Linked DNA regions of Homo sapiens: region 1 is linked to region 2. Evidence: chromatin contacts called from ENCODE Hi-C data. All regions are on one chromosome and are shown on one strand. The core of a region is the stretch at or near the end of the contact, and the rest is flanking DNA. Distances in the headings are between cores, read along the strand shown. Region 1 overlaps PARD3 (par-3 family cell polarity regulator). Region 2 has its middle 93 kb from the start of LINC02628.

Evidence for each region. Hi-C counts contacts between places; a loop is a spot of excess contacts on that map. Pooled maps may share reads with other maps.
Region 1: a loop to region 2 is called in a pooled map, with 5 times the contacts of the local background. The contact joins two enhancer-like sites. A Hi-C loop is called at or near these places in 2 of 37 single-sample maps with no recorded cell type and 4 of 50 pooled maps.

The regions. Positions count from the first base shown.
Region 1 is chr10:34,373,235-34,376,659 of GRCh38, forward strand. It overlaps PARD3 (par-3 family cell polarity regulator), which reads right to left. Exons shown (of 25, transcript NM_001184785.2): 11 at 1,640-1,768. Among named protein-coding and RNA genes, the nearest start is that of PARD3, 440 kb to the right of the region's middle. Within about 2 kb of position 1,702, at least 2 of the 41 ENCODE cell types and tissues checked have a DNase peak (open chromatin) inside an H3K27ac peak, as active enhancers do.
Region 2 is chr10:33,506,255-33,509,567 of GRCh38, forward strand. No RefSeq gene overlaps it. Among named protein-coding and RNA genes, the nearest start is that of LINC02628, 93 kb to the right of the region's middle. Within about 2 kb of position 1,902, at least 8 of the 41 ENCODE cell types and tissues checked have a DNase peak (open chromatin) inside an H3K27ac peak, as active enhancers do.

The sequences.
Region 1 (3,425 bases), core at 452-2,951, 870 kb after region 2:
ATAGACTGACGGCCTACTGGCGTACTCCTTAATGAAAAGCTCACAAGCAATAAATTACATAACCAAGAAAAAAAAAAAGTAGGTAGCAGAAGGGAAAAACAGAAGCCTGGAAGATCAAAATTGGACAAGAAGAACCTGAATAACCTTAAGCTGGCTATATGCTGGCACTAACTCTGGAAAAGGCTGCTTAAGAGCAGTGTCTAAGCTTTGGCAATCTAATAATGCTAACTAGTGCACTCCGAGACACTGAGGAAGAATTAAAGCTTCGGCAAATCACATGGAAAGCTAGTTGTTTTTTTTTTTTAAGTGCTCATTTACAATTTAATAGAGACATCTCCAGATTTAGGATCAGGTGGCATTTTAAGCACAAAATTGGATAACAGTGGGGGGAAAACGAAAAACTGAATTTAAATTGAGAAATAATGCATTAAACATTTTTAAATATAAAGAAGTTTTCATAATTTATTCAAAATCTACTTAAAACAAAAGTGTTCACTTTTCAACCCTATCACTGTCTGAAATTTCCACAAAATCCACATTAAGTTTTAAGACCTGTGTGTAACCAGGGGATAAGATATTATGACTAAAATTTTTTCATTTATAATATTTATAGAAATAGTTTATATAGAGAATAAAATATAGTTATTTTTATCATAACACATCCATACTTGAAGACACAAGAGAATTTGGGCTATATGATAAATTTGGAAACCTCGTTTCTAAAACCTTGTCACTCTAGATTATACAAATTAATTTTTGTTTAGCACTAAGAGCTAGATGAAAAGGATGTATTCCAAAATGATCCAAGTAGAATCTGTTTTGAAATATTTAAAATACCACTTGTACTTGAAATAAAACAATTTTCTTACCACATCAAAAGACAAAGGCAACTCCTCCAATTATGTCATTTTTATATATAAATGAAACCTAGCACTTTTGCAGAAAACCACTCAGAACTATGTACATTTAAGACACTTATTTCATTCACACCAATACCATGTAAATACTCAGATGTATTAATGTATGTATGGAAAGTGAAGGAGATAGGTTGCAAAAGTTGTAAATGCCTTTTCATTTCCTTCATTTATGTCATCCTAAGTAACATGACCTATATTTGTATAATTAATAGCCATGAGGCTTATTGCCACTTAGGTCTTTTTATTTTTAATAATAATTTTTTTAAAAAGGTATTCCTTTTCATACAACAGTAAGGAAGCAAGCATCTATTTGGCTTACTGACATGTACTATGAAAATGTGAAATATGAAAATTTGTCATATGCAGTGTGGAAGATGGCAAGCTTTCAGCGACAGTCTGTGGAGTGACAGTTCTGAAATAATCGGCGTCTCTGTATTCAGTCAGTCCATCTGAGGGTGTACAGTGATGAACATTTGATGCCCTTGAAAATATCCCTACAGTCTGATGTTTAAGTACCCCTCCATTCATTACTGAGGATATCCATTTCTGAAACTAAGGGAGTATTAGAGAAAAGAATGTTTGTATTCAGTGAGGGCTGAAAGAAATATAAGATCTAGAAACTCCTCAGAAAATGTCTCAATAAACATTTGCCATCAGGCAACTAACCCAGACCCCTGGCTGCTGCATATCAGAAATCTTTCATCTACTCTAAATTTACACACCAGTTCCCTTGGGTGGAAGGCGTCTTCCTGGCGAAAGACCAGAAGGCTCACAGTTCCTTCCATCTTGGTGCTTCTCAACAGCGAAACAACTTCCTCTTGGGATTTGCCCACTAAATCTACTCCATTTACCTAAAACAAAACAAAAGTTTTCAGCTGTAATCCTGTGGAAACAACAGGAAAACACACACACACACACACACACACACACACACACACACACACTCTAGGACTAGCCATATCTGCTATGGAACATAACTCATTTCATGCACAATTCTGCCATGATCTGGGAACCACTAAGGTTTTGTGACTAATAAAGAAACTAAGACCAGATATCTAGAAGAGAGGAAGTGGTCAATCTTTTAGTGTTCATCATTAAACCCAAAGTGACAATCACCAGGGCATTGACAAGTACCAAGCAATAAATATTTCAAAAATGTCAAGTTAACACAAAACTTACTGGCTTAGAACAGAGATATTTTGATAGCCTTGTGCATCATAGGTTTTCTTACACCAAAATAAAAAGGTGTTGCTCTTATAAAGGGTAATAAAAACACACCAAAAATATTTTGGTACAGTATTTTCACTTTAAATGAAATTTTACTGATAAATATAAATAAAACACTTTACCTCTAAAAGGTAAACATTAAAGAAACTACAAAACAATATTTTTTAGCAGGGAAGCAATATTTCAGCTGAAATTTTTTCAATGTTATGAGAGAATTCAAGCAGGAAAAAAATTTAAAACAACTTGTTCTTAGGGAATCTTTTATCTAACAGGAAGTATAACATCATTATCAGAAAGCACTATATACTCCACAGAAATGAGAGCATATGTTTCCTTTAAAAGGTATTCTACATTTTTCTTTTTAGACAAAAAAGACATTTTGTCCAAGGCAAATAAGTTTATAACTTAAATTACAGTATCAAAATTTTCCTGTAGTTAAAATATATTTCAGAACATTTCCCCTTCTGAAAAAAATCAACCTCATATACCTCAAGGTACTACTATTAAGGAATTGCAGACAGAAGGACTGAATTCAAGTTCCAGTGGAGACTCTTACAAAATAAAACAAGCTACGACTGCACACATGGGCTAATATACCACTCAATTTATACCCCAAGGACAAGCGGCCTTTTCAGGAAGCAGAACCCTAAACATAATTTGTACTCAAACAAAAGAAAGTGAAAAAAAATCTAGACAATTAAGTCACTTGATCCTTTTTTCTTTGTATGATTCTAATTATCTAGACACTCAGAGAAAATGCACGTAAGTATCAATATTGTATAGCTACAACTGTAGATACTAGAAGGTTGGGCTTAAAGCATGCAAAAATGAAGTTTCCATTTTAAGACAAAGATGACAGCTATGGAAATAAAGCCTAACTCGAAAGACATGCAGGTTGCAGGTCTTTCTCACTGCTTTAAAATAAAAAGGTTTTTCTGATATGTTGAAAGTAAAGCGATTATGTGATAAAAGAAAAAAGTGACTCAATAATAAAGCAATTATCTTTAGAAAGAAAGACGGAGAGAGCCAGAAAAGGACAGATATTTTTTTGGACTCAGAAGACAGGAGGACTGAATTCAAGTCCCAGCAGAGACTCTTACAAATAAAACAAGCTACGACTGCAGACGTGGGCTAACGTACCACTCAATTTATAACCCCAGGACAAGTGGCTTTTTCAGGAAGCAGGACCCTAACATAATTTGTACTCAAACATCTGTTATTTAGCTTCTAACAGTGCCTATTTAACATACGTTGTCACATGCACAGGACCAAAACAGTGGG
Region 2 (3,313 bases), core at 652-3,151:
AGGAACTGGGAACAAAGACCAAACATATTTCGTATAATACCCCAATGACCATTACCAATTGTCATAGCCATCCAAGGATACAGATGTATTTCATAAATAGTCCTCTTAGTGTGGCTTAGGGATAAAAGTTTGTAGACACCTGCTCCAAACTTTGAACATTGAATTTAAGGTTGGCCAACCTCAGGCACTCTGGTGTGTTATTTATAAATAATAATTCTTCACCCCCCTCGTCCTCTTATCTGTCATATGAAGAGCCCATGGGAACCCTTAGCATCAGGAATCCAACTAATTTCCATTTGATGGGAGGATACAGCTGGACTTCCTACCCCCATACTGACATTCCTACTTGGCAGAGGCGTGACACTACCCTTATTTAGGATTCAAGAAACTTGCTATTTAAGATTTAGGAAAAATTCCTTTCTTCCAGGGACATTTCTCTTGAACATGTTTTGTTTCACATGTAATTTAGTGGTCACCTAGGGGCCAAAGAAAAACAGAGACTTTTGTCTATTTGTTTATTTCTTAAGGCTATCATGAAAGAAAATCCACGAATAACTTGAGCTGTCAATGGAAACCTTTTTTTAGGACTAGATCTCTCCTTCACATTTAGGTAGTGACTGGGACATTTATGGAAGAAAAATAAATAATAATAATAATTATTATGATAGCTTATCATTGTTCAGCCTTTGTTCTGTGCCAAAGATACAGATGATCTCATCTCATTCTTACAACAACCATGTGAAATTGGTGCTATGATTAATTTCAGTTTCACAGAAACTGAGGCCAGTGAGGTTAAGAAACTTCCTAAAATCACACGCAGCTAGTTAGTGTTGCAAAATCTGAACCCAAGCAATATGTCTCAGTAGCATGTGCCCTCTAGTATATATGTGTATATATATGTATAGGATAAAAGGATTCATACTTTTGTAGCAGGTATAAATCTTAGTCTATAAACTCAGATGCTTTATTTTCCATAAATCAATGTAATATCCTCTCTAAGCCCTTTTCCCACTGGGCTGGAGGAAATAAAAGCTTGACCATTCTTGAGGTTTCTCTATCACCATCTTCAGCAGATTTGAGCAGGGCTTGGGGATCTGCCTGACATGTCAAGATATTGGATAGACTAGGCCCCTCTGTTTGATGCCTGTTGAGAGGCACATTGTCCCTGGCCACGTGATAATCTCTGTTCTGTGGGCTTCTGTACCAAGCTTGGGACCAAGAGTCTTGGGGCACTTCCCCAGGTGTATCACACACTCACCTTCCCTGAGGTCCCGCCATGGCCTCAGGGAGCAGGAGCAGATCCTCATACTCTTGGACTAGGGAATTTTTTTTTCTTTTTTTTTTTTTTTTGAGACAGTCTCATTCTGTTGCCCAGGCTGGAGTGCAGTGGCGCAATCTCGACTCACTGCAACCTCCACCTCCCAAGTTCAAGTGATCCTCCTACCTGAGCCTCCAGAGTAGCTGAGCCTCCAGAGTAGCTGGGAGTACAGGCATGCGCCACCACGCCTGGCTAACTTTTGTATTTTTAATAGTGACGGGGATTCACCATGTTGGCCAGGCTAGTCTTGAACTACTGACCTGAGGTGATTCACCTGCCTTGGCCTCCCAAATTTCTGGGATTACAGGCGTGAGCCACTGTGTCTGGCCTGGACTAGGGAAATCTTAATTGCTCTGAGAAAATGCAATCTCCTCTTCTTTCCTCCCTCCCTCCTTCTCTGTCTTTTACTCTCTCTTCTCTCCCCGTGAGAGAGCTGCACTTTGCACTCTTTCTTAAGCCACCGATCTTCTCAATGGACTCAGAATTTTGACAGCTTTTACAGTAGGGAACCCTACCACAGCACGGACCTTGATACCTCTTTGAACAGGCGAAGGTCAAGGCAAAACACAGAGTGAAAGCTTCAATAAATATTTCAAAACACACTCTTGCCACATCACCTTTCGCTTATTTTTACAATATGCTGCACGCTTACTCACTCTCACACTCACAAACATAACTGCACAAACATCATTTCCCATTCTTTTGATGTTTAAATACTTTCCTTCTCCTATCAGATGAAGTTTATATTATCTAGGCTTTGTCTCTGACAATTCTGATGTTGTTGTTATGGAAATATGTCAAGACATTTCTTTGTAAAAATTCCCAATGAGGCTGGGCACAGTGGCTCACACTTGTAATCCCACCACTTTGGGAAGCTGAGGTAGGAGGATCACTTGAGTCCAGGAATCAAGACCAGCCTGGGCAACATTGTAAGACCCCATCTTTACAAATAATAGTAATAATAATTAGCTGGGCATGGAGTGCATGCCTGTAGTCCCAGCTACCCAGGAGGCTGAGGTGGGAGGATGGCTTGAGCTTGGGAAGTTGAGGGTGCAGTGAGCTGTGATCATGCCACTGTGCTCTAGCCCAGGTGACACAGTGAGATTCTATCTAAAAAAAATTTTCCAATAAACTTTACATTATAGTGATGCCCCTGTGGTTGTGGGCAATGTATAAATGATTTGACTAATTTTTTCCCATATGTCAATTCAACCCTCAATATTTTCCAAATTTATCTTAGAATTTATATTTAAATTTATGAATTATCTTGAAAGACCTGATTGTTTGGAATCTACCCTCATCTATTCTACTTATTTGAATCTTTAGAAAGATTATTAAAGGAATATTTAAGTGTGTTGTTTCATGGAAATTAGGAATACCGAGTTATAATGTAAATATATTCATTCAGAAACTGGGGTGGGGGTCGGGGGGGAAGTCCTCAGGGAAGATACAGTATTCACTATTGACGTTGGTTTAATATTGCTTTGTACAGTTGTTTAATATGTACGTTGTTTGTATTTTATCTTGTATATATCTCTCCACCACACATTAATCCTTGGACTGTTAGTACATACAGAACACATGTCGGGATGCTTTCTCAGTGGACCTCATCTTCAGGGATCATTTTATTTCCACAGTTTAGTGCCTCCTTACTAGAATAGAGAACTCCATAATTTTTTCTAAAGATTCTATCAGTCTTGATCCAATGTGCTAGGTGATAAATGACTGAACGCTGGCCCCGGAGGGGAAGTTAGCAATGAGTCATGCTGTCTCCTAGTAACCAGTCAGTAAATAGCTTCCAGCAAATATTTTAAACCTCAAAGCACACTTACCTTTGGTATTATCCTTAGACAGACTATCCTCATCTATATCTGCACTCTCATCTCTCTTTCAGAACTTCTAAGAAAGGAGAAAAAGTGGGATCGGGTTTGCATATGACGTCACCCCCTTGAAAACCCACATGAAAACATTCCTACCCCAGGGAGTCTGTCTCAA